Linked DNA regions of Homo sapiens: region 1 is linked to region 2. A link is a loop called in an ENCODE intact Hi-C map of the cell type or tissue named here. Cell type or tissue: CD14-positive monocyte. All regions are shown on one strand. Each heading gives the region's core, and the rest is flanking DNA. Links, peaks and the distances in the headings are about the cores only.

What was found. Peaks named below come from ENCODE experiments on the same cell type or tissue, not always from the same donor. Only the 100,000 strongest peaks of a DNase experiment are listed, where the experiment ranks them.
Region 1: a loop joins it to region 2, with 3 times the contacts of the local background. A loop is called at or near these places in 1 of 110 quality-filtered maps.

The regions. Positions count from the first base shown.
Region 1 is chr2:60,864,772-60,873,128 of GRCh38, forward strand. All of the region lies in intron 1 of REL-DT (REL divergent transcript), which reads right to left. Among named protein-coding and RNA genes, the nearest start is that of REL-DT, 12 kb to the right of the region's middle. In CD14-positive monocyte, for the core only: no CTCF peak of the experiment used is centred there; DNase peaks (open chromatin) are centred at 790 and 3,300; H3K4me3 peaks cover 2,316 bases; H3K27ac peaks cover 2,268 bases.
Region 2 is chr2:60,789,851-60,798,207 of GRCh38, forward strand. It overlaps PAPOLG (poly(A) polymerase gamma), which reads left to right. Exons shown (of 22, transcript NM_022894.4): 16 at 1,911-2,032; 17 at 2,279-2,439; 18 at 3,777-3,865; 19 at 4,121-4,341; 20 at 4,860-4,925; 21 at 5,114-5,170; 22 at 7,212-8,357. The coding sequence ends at 7,310. Among named protein-coding and RNA genes, the nearest start is that of PAPOLG, 38 kb to the left of the region's middle. In CD14-positive monocyte, for the core only: CTCF peaks have their summits at 4,610 (motif pointing right) and 4,813; DNase peaks (open chromatin) are centred at 4,621, 6,901 and 7,271; H3K4me3 peaks cover 2,395 bases; H3K27ac peaks cover 2,449 bases.

The sequences.
Region 1 (8,357 bases), core at 172-8,171, 75 kb after region 2:
ATAAAGACAGAGGCAGAGATTTGAGCTGTGCTGCTACAAGCCAGGAACACCTGAGGCTACTAAAAGCTGGAAGAGGAAAGGAAGCATCCTCCTCTAGAGCCTTTGGAGGGGGCATGGCCTTGCCAACACTTTGCTTTAAGGCTTTTGACCTCTAGAACTGTGAGACAATACATTTCTGTTATTTTAAGCCACCTAGTTTGTGATACTTTGTTACAGAAGCCCTAAGAAATGATGTATCAACCTTTAGGAATTTATTCCTCTAGAGCACAGGGTGGCAAACTATATAGCCCATGGGCCAAATCCAGCCCCACTGCCTGATTTTGTATGACCCATGAACTAGGAATTATTTTTTTCAGAATAACATTTGCAGTCAATCTGATGATAGGAAACACTAACTTTAAACATCACTTAAACAAAATATTATCCCCCGAAAAGGAATCTGTCTTCTCATTAGTAGACTTCTATTACAAAAACATTGTACTAAATTATTGTTAAAGTTTTAATTTCATCTATTTAAAATGTGCAGAAGTTTGTTTTCTCTTGTTATATGAGGACCTACATAATATCCACAATTTTGCCTCTTGGCCCACTGATTCGGTTTTTCTGTGTCCCTACCCAAATCTCTTCTTGAACTGTACTTCCCATAATCCCCACCTGTTGTGGAGGGACCCAGTGGGAGGTAATTGAATCATGGGGGCAGTTAGCCCCAGGATGTTCTCATGATAGTGAGTGAGTTCTCACAGATCTGATAGTTTTATAAGGGGCTTTTCCTCCTTTGCTCAGCACTTCTCCTTCCAGACGCCATGTGAAGAAGGATGTGTTTACTTCCCCTTCTGCCATGATTGTAAGTTTCCTGAGGCCTCTCCAGCTATGCTGAACTGTGAGTCAAGTAAGCCTCTTTCCTTTATAAATTACCCAGTCTCAGTTATGTCTTTAGAAGCAGTATGAGAACGGACTAACACACCCACAAATCCTAAAATATTTTCTTTTTTAAAAAATAGAGACAGAGTCTCTGTTGCCCAGGCTGGAGTGCAGTGGTGCTGATTATAGCTTACTATAACCTCCAATTCCTGGGTTCAAGGAATCCTCCCACTTCAGCCTCCCAAGTAGCTAGGACTACAGGCACAGGTTACCATATCCAGCTAATTTTCAAAAATTTTTTTGTAGAGATGGGGTCTTGCTATGTTGCCCAGGCTGCAAAATATTTTCTATGTGGCCTACTAGAGAAAAAGTTTGCTGAACTCTTCTCTAGAGGAATCTCAGTGTCACCTACTCATTTAGCCAGGGAATTTCTAAGCATAGGTAGAAACATTTTTATTCTGATAAAAAGGATCTATTTTTAATCTGTTTTCATCTTCTATAATTTTCCAGTTACTTTTTTTATAACAGCTTTGAGATATAATTCACACACCATGCAATTCATCTGTGCAGTTCATCCATTTAAAGTATACAATTTAATGGATATTAGTAAATTCAATTTTACAACCATCATTACAATTAATTTTAGAACATTTTCAGCACCCCATAAGAAATCCCTTAGTAGTCAGACCCCATGTACCCCTGGCCCCAGGCAATCACTCATCTATTTTCTGTCTATGGATTTGCCTACTCTGGACATTTCATATACATTTTCCATATCACTTTTCTGTATTTGCTTTGACTGATCTTAATTTTTATTTATGTCCTTTTAACACTTTAAAACAAGAATCAATACTGTAAGTGTGAGTCTTAGGAGTCTTTGACACCTCTAACATCCTATCTTTTCCATCATGAAATTTATCCCACAGATAGGGTCCCACTGGCTACATTTCCCTTACAGAAATGTTAAATGATTGAATATCCAAAGGCCAAGAAAGTGGTACCCAGTGCATAGGAGTCCTCAATCTCCCAGCTTGTAGCTTTTTGAGTTGCTGAGTTATGATATATCAGGAATCAGCCCAAATATCTGTCATAGCTTATAGATACTATGAATCTCTGAGATGTGAAGAAAAAGTGGTAAAAAGAGAATTGCTTGCACAAATTGCTCTTGAGAAATATGGCATAGTATTTAAATATTTCATTTTAACTAAAGTGTTCTTTCAGAAGCGAGATTTTTTTTTAAACCACGCTTGGCCTCACCAATAATTATTTGCTTTTATTATTGCTAACAGGTCCTCTGACTGGAAACTACCACTTCATCTTGATGGTTATAGTAATTAGTTATAATGACTTTTAATGAGTCCTTGAGTTCTTTCCTTACTTATTAAAAAGCCATAGCATTTAAATCACCTCATCTACTGTTCTGGTTATCTATTGCTGCATTAACAATCCACCCCAAAGCTTACTGGCTTAAAACAACAACAATCATTTTATTATCTCATGGTTTCTGTGGGTCAGGAATTCAGGAAGAGCTCCACTGAGTGGTTCTGGCTTAATGTCTTACATGCAGTGGCAGGAGATGGAAGAGCAGGCATTGGGAGAGCTTGGGATGTCAGGGCCTCTCCATGTGATCTGTTTACACGAATTAGTTTGTGCTTCCTCGCAGCATGATGGTCTCAGGGTAGTAATGCTTCTTAGATAGTGGCTCAAGGCTCTAATGCAGGGTCCAGAGAACCAGGGAGAATCTGCACCACCTTTTTTGACTGAGTCCGGAAGGTCACAGAGAATCATTTCTGCCATACCCTACTGGTCAACTAGTCACTAATGTTTGGCCCAAATTCAAAGGGAGGGCCACAAAGTTCACCTCATCATGGGGGGGAGATCAAGGAATTTGCAGGTATGTTTTAAAACTGAAACTAGCTGGGCCTGGTGGTGTGCACCTAATGTGGTCCCAGCTGCTTGGTGGGCTAAGGTGGGAGGACTGCTTGAGCCTGGAAGATGGAGGCTGCAGTGAGCGGTGATTGTACCACTGCTCTCCTGCCTGGAGATAGAGCAATACCCTGCCTTGAAAATAAATTAATTAATTTAATTAAATAATGTTTTAAAACTGCTACAAGCTGTGCAGAAACATTCTTTGGTTTACGCAATAATTACTCTGGCAAGAGACATTTCTGTCTTCCTTTTACTTCCTTGTTTTCCTTCTCTTTCTTCTTTAAATGATCCCCTTTAAGTGTTTACAAATTTAAAGATTTCAGCTCTAAATATTTTGTTTGTTTTATATATGTTCTGTATATAGACCAATTCTTGTGCCAGGCCCAAATATTTCCGGCTGCTCTGTTCTGCTCTGCCTACTTCCTGTTTGGTTGACTTTGACTTCCTGTCCTCTGTCAAAGGGCTTCATTAAAGTTATAAACTTCCATTTTGACCTAGGCACTGTGTTCTATTTCTGAATCCGCCAGTGGTCTTGAGCAACAGTACGCGTACGGTAACTGTTAAGTATAATACAGGAAGTGAAAATTAAAGTACTATGTCTTAAGATTGATAGAATTAAATGCTCAGTTTAAGGAAATACATGGTGGAGACCATTTTTCAGGAGCTCAGACCTCAGCCAGACTGAGTCTCTCTTTTAGGGATAGTTGGATCTCTCTTATTTTCGGCTGCAAATAACAGGAAACTCAACTGGTTTACATCATAATGGAATATTTATTATCTCATATAACGAGGAGTCTGAGGTAGGATGGTTCCAATTCAGCAGCTAATCATGTCACCAAAAACTCAGATTCCTTCCAATTCTTTCTACTCTAACATCTTCAGTATGGTGGCTTTATTTTTATTTTTTGAGAAAGGGTCTCACTCTGTTGCCAGGCTGCAATGCAGTGGCATAATCTTGGCTCCCTGAAACCTGCACCTCCCAGGTTCAAGCGATTCTCATGCCTCAGCCTCCCAAGTAGCTGGATTACAGGCGTGCACCACCACGCCTGGCTAATTTTTGTAGTTTTAGTAGAAACGGGGTTTGGCCATGTTGACCAGGCTGGTCTTGAACTCCTGGCCTCAAGTGATCTGCCTGCCTTGGCCTCCCAAAGTGCTGAGATTACAGGCATGAGCCACTGTGCCCAGCCCATGGTGGCTTTATTTTTAACTCATGTCTTAAAATGGCTTCTGTGGTTTACTTATCACATGCAGACACAGCAAAGTCTAGTGAATTCCTGGGTGCTCCTTTTTATGAGTAGGAAAAAAAAAACCCAAAGAACTATTTCAGTTCGTTTGAGCTGCCATAAAAGAATATTGGAGACTGAGTAATTTATAAAGAACAGAAATTCATTTTCTCACAGTTCTGGAGGGTGGGAAGTCCAAGATCAAGGTGCTGACATTTTGCAACGACCTTCTTGGTGTGTCATCACATGGCAGAAGGGTAAGAGTGCAAGAGAGCTCCCCCTTCAACCTTGAGTCCTTTTATAAGGGCCCTAATCCTATCCATGAAGGCACCACCCTTATGACTTAATCATCTCTTAAAGGCCCCACCTCTTAATATTATGACATTGGGAATTAGGCTTCCAACACATGAATGTTGAGGGACACATTCAAACCACAGCAAAAACCTATTCCAGGCTGCACACGGAATCCCAGAATTTTGGGAGGCCAAGGCAGGTGCATCACCTGAGGTCAGGAGTTTGAGACCAGCCTGGCCAACATGGTGAAACCCCATCTCTACTAAAAATACAAAAATTAGCCAGGCGTGATGGCACATGCCTATAGTCCCAGCTACTCAGGAGGCTGAGGTATTGAGAATCACTTAAACCCAGGAGGTGGAGGTTGCAGTGAGCCGAGATTGTGCCACTGCACTCCAGCCTGGACGACAGAGTGAGGCTCTGTATCAAAAAAAAAAAAAAGTAATGTGACCAAGATTGTTTCAAAAGTCTAAGGTAAAAAAAGTATTCAAAATACACCCAGTAATAGGAAAGTATATTATTTATAATATTGATGTATCACCTTTTTTTTTTTTTTTGACATGGAGTCTCGCTCTGTTGCCCAGGCTGGAGGGCAGTGGCACGATCTTGGCTCACTGCAACCTCCGCCTCCCGGGTTCAAGCAATTATCCTGCCTCAGCCTCCCAAGTAGCTAGGATTACAGGTGTGCAACACCACTCCTGGCTAATTTTTTGTATTTTTGGTAGAGACAGGGTTTTACCAGGCTGGCCAGGCTGGTCTCAAACTCCTGACCTCAAGTGATCTCCCCACCTCGGCCTCCCAAAGTGCTGGGATTACAGGCATTAGCCACCACACCCGACTTGATCTATCACTTTTAATTAAGCACTAAGTAAAAATAAAGATGTATACATTTACTATGAAAATGAAAACATTTCAGCTGGGCACGGTGGCTCCCAAAGCCTGTAATCCCAGCACTTTGGGAGGCAGGGGCGGGCGGATCACAAGGTCAGGAGATTGAGACCATCCTGGCCAACACGGTGAAACCTTGTCTCTATTAAAAATACAGAAAAAAAATTAGCTGGGCATGGTGGCGCGTGCCTGTAATCCCAGCTACTTGGGAGGCTGAGGCAGGAGAATCACTTGAACCAGGGAGTCAGAGGTTGCAGCGAGCCGAGATCACGACACAGCACTCCAGCCTGGCGACAGAGTGAGATTTTGTCTTAAAAAAAGAAAGAAAGAAAATGAAAACATTTCATCTGGAATATCCAAAATTAGGTTTAATATATTTTAAATCTCATTAGACTTTTTGATAGATTGCTGTAAATATTATGTGAAAGTTATGCTTGTCTTCAATTTCAGTGGTGTTAGATATCTAAATACAAGCCTGGCTATTTTTGTTTTTTTTTTTTTTTTTGAGACAGAGTCTTGCTCTGTCACCAGGCTGGAGTGCAGTGGCACGATCTTGGCTCACTGCAAGCTCTGCCTCCCAGATCCACGCCATTCTCCTGCCTCAGCCTCCCAAGTAGCTGGGACTACAGGCGCCCGCCACCACACCTGGCTAACATTTTGTATTTTTAGTAGAGACAGGGTTTCACCTTGTTAGCCAGGATGGTCTCAATCTCCTGACCTCGTGATCCACCCGCCTTGGCCTCCCACAGTGCTGGGATTACAGGCGTGAGCCACCACGCCCAGCCCAAGCCTGGTTTTTTTATGCGATAACTTAGAAAGCCCAACCTCCTGCTCACAATTTCCTACTTTTCCAATTTTTCAACTCCCTGGTTATATAAAATCTGTTCTTTAAGCTGATTAGGACCTACAAGGCTTGGAACCATTCCCAGTTTCCTAGGATATCTATTCTCTAGACAATTTCCTTCCTTATAGTGCTCAGTATAAAATCCAGGTCGGGCCCGATGGCTCACGCCTATAATCTCAGCACGGTGGGAGGCCAAGGCAGGAGGACTGCTTGAACCCAGGAGTTTGAGACCAGCCTGGGCAACATAGGGAGACCCCATCTCTACAAAAATAATTTTAAAATTAGCCAGGTGTGGTGGCTTGTCCCTGTAATCCCAGCTACTCATGACGCTGAAGCAGGAGAATCACTTGAGCCCAGGAATTTGAAGCTACAGTGAGCCGTGACTGTGCCACTGCAGGGTGACAGCTGGTCTCTAAAAGAAAAAAAAAAAAATCTATGGCAAATGTAATATAATGTCAGGTGAAAAAAAAAATCCAGGCTACCAAAGTTTATGTATAAATGATACATAGTGATATAAAATATATAAAAGTTACATGAGGATATACTCCAAATCACTACTCTTGGTTATTTTTTGCATAGGGGTTGGTCATTTTACTTGACTTTCATTTTCTCTGCCTTAATTTTTTTACCATGATCAAGTAATAGCAGAAGAAATAAACCAAAGCCTGCATATGAAAAAGCTCTAGAAGACAACACATACACACATACTCACACATGCACGTAGGTGATGTCTGTATTAGTGAGGCAGAATTATAAGTGAGTTTTCTTCTTTTCTCCAATCTTTATTTAATTTTGTTTATTTGTTTTGTTTTATAGAGACAGGGTCTCACCATGTTGCCCAGGCTGGTCTTGAACTCCTAGCCTCAACTGATCCTGCCACCATGGTCTCCCAAACTGCTGGGATTACAGGTGTGAGCCACCATGCCCAGCCTTTCTTTAATGTTTTATATGTGTCTTTTTTTAGGTTGTAATTTAAAAATAAACATATTTTAGCAAAAAATTAAAGACTTTGAATGTTATTAAAGAATTTAGGTCCGGGAGTAGTGGTTCACGCCTATAATCCCAGCACTTTGGCAGGCTGAGGTGGGAGGGCTGCTTGAGCCCAGGAGTTTGAGACCAGCTCTGGGCAACAATAGTGAGATTCCATCTCAATCTAAAAATAAATAAGTAAAATATACATATGAACTTAGTAACTGGTTGGCCCAGCTTGCTTGCTTTCATGACAGTAATCCATGATTTTGATACCCGTCTTAATATAATCACTATCATACCTCTCTGCAGGCATAGTTATCACTTTGGGTAGGAGTTGAGCCTTGTGCCTCTTTTTGTTTTTCTTGATGGTATCTAACGCCCAGTGGTGATACATTGTCACTCATATCAATACTGGTGTGATTCAATGTGTAATAATTTATATTTTATTCGACATTTAATGAGCATCTACAATGCTAAAGGCACTGTACTAGCCACTCTAGGGAATAAAAGATGAACAAGACACAGTCAATGCCTTTAATTAAAGAAGTAAATGCACTGATTTTTACTTTTCCTACACAGGTATTGAATTGAGAATTTTGGGGAAAAGAACATGAAGAGTCTTAAAAGATATGGAACCTGTGAACGCTAAACCTTCATATATTTGCATTTTTATTAGTAAGATTATGGCTGCCAGTTATATTGTTTTATATCTTAGGTCATATTTTGAAATGTGATGTGACATAGTGAAAAAGAAACAAAGAGTCTGGAGGTCTGGTTTCAAGTTTCAACTCAGCAATTAACTACCTAATGAACACGGGCAAGGTACTTAAACTTCCTGTGCCTCATTTTCCTCATGTGTAAAACGAGGGAGATGAACTAAATGATCTACAGGGTTCCTTCCAACCTTAAAATTGAACTAACTCTCTCCTGTTGAGACATAAAAGAGGCACCATATGACTTGAAGGTGATGATGACTTCATTACTTGTTCTGAAAAATGTTAATTCTAAATTGGAACAAGTAATCACTGGATCTCATGGTTGTGACACATCAGACATTACTACAGTTAGAGAAACCCAAGTTAGCACACTGTGTCATACTTCTAGGCAGTGCTATATACGCAAAACTAGCATACCACAGTATAGGGCCTACACAATATAAACAAAAAGATTAAAAAGAGATTTTTTTTTTTTTTGAGATGTAGTCTTGCTTTGTCGCCCAGGCTGGAGTGCGGTGGCACGAGATCGGCTCACTGCAACCTCTACCTCCCAGCTTCAAGCGATTCTCCTGCCTCAGCCTCCTGAGTAGCTGGGATTACAGGCGTGCACCACCATGCCCAGCTAATTTT
Region 2 (8,357 bases), core at 336-8,335:
AGGCCAAGGCGGGCAAATTACCTGAGGTCTGGAGTTCAAGACCAACCTGGCCAACATGGTGAAACCCCACCCATCTCTACTAAATATACAAAAATTAGCCAGGTGTGGTGGCGGGTGCCTGTAATCCCAGCTATTCCAGAGGCTAAGGCAGGAGAATCGCTTGAACCTGGGAGGCGGAGGTTGCAGTGAGCTGAGATCTCGCTGTTGCACTCCAGCCTGGGCAACAAGAGCGAAACTCCATCTCAAAAAAAGAAAAGAAAATGCAGATTCTTATGTTTCACCTTAGAACCATTAAATCACACTCTGGGGAGGGAGCCAGAGAATCTGCAACTTAAACAAGCACTCCTGGTAACTCTTTCATAATCAATCTGGAATAAAAACATTCGCCATAAATTTTTCCATTCTAATTAGGGCTTAAATTTTTTAGAAAGGATAAGACTGGGACATAGTTTATTATAAATTTATAAGATATTATTTTTCAGATTAAGAAACTTGAGGCCCCAAGAGATTAAATAATTTACTACATCTCACAGTACTTGCTGTGTAAAACAAGCCTCCCATCCCTGTCTTCAGTGGGCTTATAATCTCATTGAGTATATTTACAATTAAAACATTAAGAAATTTGTGTGGTAGTTAATAAAACCTGTTTTTTCATTGGGTATATTTACAATTAAAACATTAAGACATTTGTGTGTGAGTTAATAAAACCCATTTTCTTATAAGGCGTGAAAAGCACTAGAATGGGAATCTAGGGCTGTGTGGATTCTGATCCTGGCAAGGTATTCAGAGCTGTTTAGCCTCCTTTTCTCAACTGTACAATAAGGATGTATTTGTAAGATGGTTCCTGAAGTCTGTCATTCTATGATTGGTGTGGTAGCTGCAGTAGTAAATTCTCATGGAGGAGGAGGATAGCTTGAATTGCACCTTGGATATTTGGCCTAAGAATTAGCTTAGAAGGCCAGGTGCAGTGGTTCACACCTGTAATCCCAGCACTTTGGGAGGCCAAGGTGGGTGGATCACTTGAGGTCAGGAGTTCAAGACCAGCCTGGCCAACATAATGAAACCCTGTCTCTACAAAAAATCCAAAAAGTAGCTGGGCATGGTGCCATGCGCTTCTAGTCCCAGCTACTGGGGAGGCTGAGGCAGGAGAATAGCTTGAACCCCGGAGGCAGAGGTTGCAATGAGTTAAGATTGTGCCACTGCACTCAAGCCTGGATGACAGAGCGAGAGTCTGTGTCAAAAAAAAAAAAGAATTAGCTTAGACCTGGGCAAGTAGTTATGAGGAGAGATTGCCTTTGGGGAAAATATCAGAAAATAAGATCTGGAAAATACCGTTTTTTAAATATATTTATTCTATCAACAAGGTTTGATTATGAGAAAGTCTTAGAAAGTGGACATGGAAAAACTATTGGATTCATGGCTGGGCACGGTGGCTTACGCCTATAATCCCACCACTTTGGGAGGCCGAGGTGGGCGGATCACCTGAAGTCAGGAGTTCTAGACCAGCCTGACCAACATGGAGAAACCCAGTCTCTACGAAAAATCAAAAAAGTTAGCTGGACGTGGTGGCGCATGCCTGTAATCCCAGCTACTCGGGAGGCTGAGGCAGGAGAATGGCTTGAACCCAGGAGGTGGAGGTTGTGGTGAGCTGAGATTGCGCCATTGCACTCCAGCCTGGGCAGCAAGAGTGAAACTCCATCTCAAAAAAAGAAAAACTAGTGGATTCATGAATAGGATTGTGATGTGATGGAAGTGTATTAAAAATATTTGTTTTGTGAGAGGGTTGTGGGTGGGTGGGTGGCCGGTGGTGATAGTGGGGAGATAGTAAAAGTATATGCATTTCAGAAAAATTAGGCAGAACCCTTGGTTCAGAAAGAAGTTTCCCATTTAACATATTAACATTGTTACAGTGTACAGACAGGCAAACAATATAAATATGCTAAAGGAGGGAATGAAAATTGAAGCAACTCATGTAAAGAAAAAACAACTTCACCACTACCTTCCTGCAGAAATTCTTCAAAAGAAGAAAAAGGTGAGTTTATAATCTTAACCCTTCAGTATGGTTTTACTCAGACAAATGATCTGGGACCAAATTTGCATTCTACAGCTCCCAAACCTATTGAGAAAAATAAGGAAGATATAGGCAGTTCAATCTAGGACTAAAATCTCATTTTCATTAATCACAAGAGATAATTTGCTTAAGTGACCTTCAGAATTGAAACCAGTCTTTATATTGTCATTTGCATTTTGAAATCCTAAAATCGTTCCCTTCTTTCAGCAAAGTCTCTCTGATGTCAATCGAAGCTCGGGCGGACTTCAATCCAAAAGATTGTCTCTGGATAGCAGTTGTCTGGATAGCTCCAGAGACACTGATAATGGAACACCTTTTAATTCTCCAGCGTCCAAGTCTGATAGCCCTTCTGTAGGAGAAACAGAAAGGTCTGTCTTTATTTCAAATGTGTCCTTTTGGTTTTCTGTTCAGTTTATTTGAGGATAATGTGAACTTTTCTATACCTCTGCTACTGCCTTTTAAAATTGTTAAAAGATTTCATTTTACTGGCTGCTGGTCAATTTCTTGCTTAGAAATAACTCGTGGTAATCCTGTGGGAAACGGTATAGGCTTATGAGCATATGGGACTAGATAGGTACACAGAAATGTACACATTTGTTGCTTAAATTTTTCTCTTCTTACTGGGTCCTCTGCATTTTTCCCCCTTTTAGTTCAATGAAATGTTAAAGTACAGGCCTGAGCCAACAGTTGTGGCCAGGCACGGTGGCTCAGGCCTGTAATCCTAGCACTTTGAGAGGTCACGGCAGGCGAACTGCTGGAGCCCAGGAGTTCCAAGACCAGCCTGGGTAACATGGCAAAACCCTGTCTATACAAAAAAATACAAAAATTAATTGGCCGGGCACAGTTGCTCACGCCTGTAATCCCAACACTTTGGGAGGCCAAGGCGGGCAGATCACCTGAGGTCAGGAGTTCGAGACCAGCCTGGCCAACATGGCAAAACCACATCTCTACTAAAAATGCAAAAATTAACAGGGTGTGGTGGCATGTGCCTGTATTCCCAGCTACTTGGGAGGCTGAGGCAGGAGAATCGCTTGAACCCAGGAGGTGGAGGTTGCAGTGAGCTGAGATCGTGCCATTGCACTCCAGCCTAGGCAACAAGAGCGAGACTCTGTCTCAAAAAAACAAAAACAAAAATTAGCTCGGCATGGTAGTGCACACCTGTAGTCCCAGCTACCTGGGAGGCCAAGGTGGGAGAATAGCTTGAGCCCGGAAGGTTGAGGCTGCAGTGATCCATGTGTTCATGCCACTGCACTCTAGCCTAGGTGACAGAACAATACCATGTCTAAAAAAAAAAAAAAAAAAAAAAAAAGCAGTGGTAAATGTTACAACAAGAGTGTTTTAAATAACTAATGGGGCCAGGCGTGGTGGGTCACATCTATAATTTCAGCACTTTGGGAGGCTGAGGCAGGAGGATTGCTTGAGCCTCAGGAGTTCAAGACCAGCCTGGGCAACATAGTGAGATCCTGTCTCCACAAAAATAAAAATTTAAAAAATTAACCCGATATGATGGCACACACCTATGTTCTTAGCTACCTGGGAGGCTGAGGTGGCAAAGTTACTTGAGTCCAGGAGGTTGAGGCTGCAGTGAGCTGTGATTGTGCCACTGCACTCCAACTTGGGCAGTAGAATGAGGCCTTTTCTCAAAAAAGGAGAAAAAAAGTAATATTTAAATCATTTATTGATGATAATTTAACACTTTCATTAGGAATAGTGCTGAGCCTGCTGCTGTAATTGTGGAGAAGCCACTGAGTGTACCACCAGCCCAAGGACTTTCCATTCCAGTGATTGGCGCAAGTAGGTATCTAAACTTGTATATATTAATAATTATATTTACAAAAAATTAGCTAGGCATGGTGGCACACGCCTGTAGTCCTAGCTACTGGGGAGGCTAAGGTGGGAGGGTCACCTGAGCCTGGGAAGTCAAGGCTGCAGTGAGCTGTGATCAAGCCACTGCACTGCAGCCTGGGTGATGGGAATGAGAGACCCTGTCTCAAGGAAAAAAAAATTACATAAATGTTTAATTATTAAAATCCTTTTTTTCCTTTTCAGAAGTTGACTCTACAGTAAAAACTGTATCACCCCCCACTGTGTGTACCATTCCTACCGTAGTAGGACGAAATGTCATTCCTAGAATCACAACACCTCACAACCCTGCCCAGGGACAACCGCATCTGAATGGAATGTCAAATATAACTAAGACTGTTACACCTAAGAGATCCCATTCCCCATCCATAGATGGGACTCCTAAGAGGTTGAAAGACGTAGAAAAGGTAAAGTTACAACTTTAGTGGTAATTCAGTAGTTGATATTTTTTATAGTTAATACTAAAGAAACAATTTTCCATAGCTGTTGGTGTTCTGTTAGGAGTTGGCTGAAAAGAATATTTACCCAAATCTTAAAGAAACAATATTAATTGCTCATCCTAAATTGAAATTACTAATACGTCTGAAAATTTGAATGATTGGTCTGAGTTTCTCCTTGATTTACAGAAGTCATTACTGATAACAAAATCTCATTTCTTGTGTGTTGATATGCCCTGCTTCCAGTAGGTGGTGGTAAAACTATATTTGTTAGAATCTGAATTGATTTAACCAAAAAGATCACCCAAACTGTAGAAATTAACGGTGGCAGTTGAATTCAATCTAATTTAAATTATCTTCTCTTACCAATCCATGTTTATAGTAATTTTTATAATAGTGTAACCAATAACTAGTTTTCCAGTTTATATAGATTTATATGGGTTTTTGTAGGTACATAATAGCAATCTATTTCAATGTTTATATTTTAGTTTATTCGACTTGAATCAACATTTAAGGACCCCCGCACTGCTGAAGAAAGAAAAAGAAAATCAGTGGTAAATATATTAATAGTGTGCTTCAGAATATTTATTGTAAAGCGCCATGTATCAGGAAAAGTGCCATATTAGAAAGTAGGTCAGATTAGATTTATTTTCAGGTTTTCGTTAGGTTTTATTTTAAGTAGAAATAAGTGTTTGCATATAGGAAAGTTAGTTTTCACTTGTGTTGATTCTTCTGTTTTTAGGATGCCATTGGAGGAGAATCTATGCCTATTCCAACTATTGATACATCACGCAAAAAGGTAACAAGATAGTCTTGTTCATAGGTACAGTACATAGGTAAAAACTCATAGGTAATCTACAAGTACAAAAGGCTTATTAAGAGCCTAGCACTGGGAAAAAGTAAGATTTTGTCCCTGTCCCCAAGGACTAGCAGTGTAGTTGGGGTTGGAGATAGCAAGTATATAGTTCTGAATGTATGTACCTCAAAAGTCTAAAAAAGAGGCAGTAGTTTAAGACAACTTTATTATCTATTTAGATTATGTTCACCCTTTGTTTTTTATCTTTAAAGAAGCAGTTGGATGCTCAGCACATTAATTTCTTACCAAGCACCTGGAGGTATATCTCTGTTGTGTACTATTGCTTACTGCCAAAACATAGGTTTGATAATTAGGAACCATATGTATTAATATTTTAGAGGAACCAAATGTAGTGGTATATATAGTAAGTACCTTTAAAACATGAGCTAAACGCCCCTAAATTGTAATTTAAATGTTTATTATTTGAAGAATTACTTTTATAACTAAAAATGTGTGTAGTATTAAGTGTGGTATGCTAAAAAGCAAGTACTCAAAAACCAGCCTTGTGTAAATAGAGAAAAACCTTCTCTGAGAGTTTATAATGAACAGAATGGCTTATTTATAATAATGATAAATAATTATAAATATATATGATGATAATTATAAATTATAATTTATAATAAAACAGAATGGCCATTAAATAGTAAAGTGCTTTTCATCAACTGTTACCCTGCCAGGTTCTCCAGGATGTAGTAGCTATTCTAAAGCAAAATAGTATACTCACAGGCTATTAGTTGTAGATTTTGAGCCTTTAACATAAGATTAAGTTACAAAAAATATGAACGTATAATTATGTGTCATGGTGGAAGAAAAAATTTTGAGATGGATATTGAAGTACAAAAGAGTGAAATGACATATCTGGATTTTTTAATATATCCAGTCTAAAGGGAAAGTGGGTACACCAAACAATTGCAGCAAAATTGTAATAATGTCTGAAACTTGGTTTTGGCATTTAAGTCCTTATTGCCCTGGTGTCTACTTCTTTGTATATCTGAAATTGCTCATAATTGTTTTAATGCATATGGATATGATACAGATACTGGCTTAGCCAAGGTAAAACAAGAGGAGAATTAAGCAGTCATCTCTTGACAAGAAACTATCCCCATTACAGAAGTCTAGATTTTGCCTTCCTTTTTTTTTTTTTTTTTTTTTTTTTTGGACATGGAGGCTCGCTCTGTAGCCCAGGTTGGAGTGCAATGGCGCGATCTTTTTGTATTTGTAGTGGCTAATTTTTGTATTTGTAGTGGAAAAGGGTTTCACCATATTGGCCAGGCTGCTCTTGAACTCCTGACCTCAAGTGATTCGCCCGCCTTGGCCTCCCAAAGTTCTGGGATTACAGGCGTGAACCACCATGCCCGGCCCTAGATTTTGCCTTCTTTATGTAATAATCTTTAATGCCCTCAGAATCCCTCAAACCGATGTCCCTGAATTTCATAACCATCAAAGTTATCTAGCCTAAGTACAAAGTTCAGTTTTCCTGAGAACTTAAGTATCTCACAGATTGAGTCAGTGGTCTTCTTCATGAATGTATTACAGAAACAAATTGAGGGACATAACTCTCAGATATTAAATTTTTCTCTACTGCACACACTCATTTTTCACTTCACACCCCAAGAGCTTCCTGTTTAGTCACCATGAACTTCCTTTTTTTTTTCTTTGCTTGACCTTAAGGACTGTGTTCTTTATGCATTTCTTGATCCAGGCATGGCAGTTCCTCTTTTCCTGTACATATTCACACTCCTGCCACTTCTACCCTTTCTCTTATCCCTCTGCTTTTCACCTCTGACTGTAAAAAGAAGTAGCAGTTCCGAAAGCAAGAGTTCCCTATGAACACGGAAGGAAATATTCATTGCATACTTGAGTGTTTAGGAGCTAGAGGGTTTGGGAGAAAAACTCCCCAAGTTTTGTGACTGACTTTCTAGCTGGGCCTTTATAATATATATGATGTGCTTTTCCTTTTTTGTTTCCTCTTTCTTTCTAATAGAGACTACCCAGTAAAGAACTACCAGATTCATCATCTCCAGTTCCAGCAAACAACATCCGTGTCATCAAAAATTCCATTCGACTGACCCTTAATCGGTAAAAGCAGTGCCTCCTCACTTAAGTGAACAAGCAATCATTTAGTGGCATAGATGCAGCCACTTGTTTTTTAAATAGAAGTGGCTGTCATACGTGAAATAAGGTGAAAGTGACAGCCTTCAGTCTAATAACCTTGAAGTGGTTTTTGAACTGTCAAACTTTGACCTGTAGATGCTGTAGCATTCTCTCACTGATTGCTACATACACTTCTCTGAGGATCACCTGCTGTCAAATTGCCATCTACAGTATTACAGCTTTGCATTTGGGGGTTTTACTGCCTTAACTTTCAATGCTTGTTATGGGAACCAGTTCTTAGCCACTTGGACACTGATAACAAGTCCTGAACTCCTTTTTTGTTTTGTTTTTTGTGTTTTTCTTTTTTTGTCTTATGTTGTAATCATTGTATAGAGCTAAAAAAATTGAAAACAAACAAAAAAATTGTCTTGTATTTTCCAAATGTTAATACATTTACTTTAGCATTGAAGCCACTTTGAAACCTGAGATAAATGAATGTGAGGTATCTTTTCTGCTTTCCTCATTTGTGTAGATGTACTGTCTGTTCTGTTGATTTAAATTATTTTTTTCCAGATTGGCACATGAAATATTTAAACTTTTTTGTGTGCCTTTCTGTCCAAATGTTGCATAGTTACCAGGGAAGATTAGTCCAGTGATTACATAAGAGTTGGGCACCATAAATTCTCTATATTTTGCCTCCCATGGAGGCCTTTGAAATGCATCTTTATTAAAAATCAAAATATAACCAGGATACTGAAAGTCAGTATATGAATGGTAAAATTGTTACATATCCTATTTCATGCCATTCTTGTTAGTTGACTGGTATTTTTTACTGAGGAGCAACTCATTCCAGCATCAACAATAAGATAACCTTTAAGTATGGCACACTTGTATTTTTGAGGTGTAAAATTAACTTGGCATGATAATTCCTGATCATTATTTACCCCACAACTTCAAATAGTTTCTTCACGGACTAGGCATGCAGAAATAAGCAGTGGATTTTATTGAAACCTAAAGGCATTTTGAATGACATTGT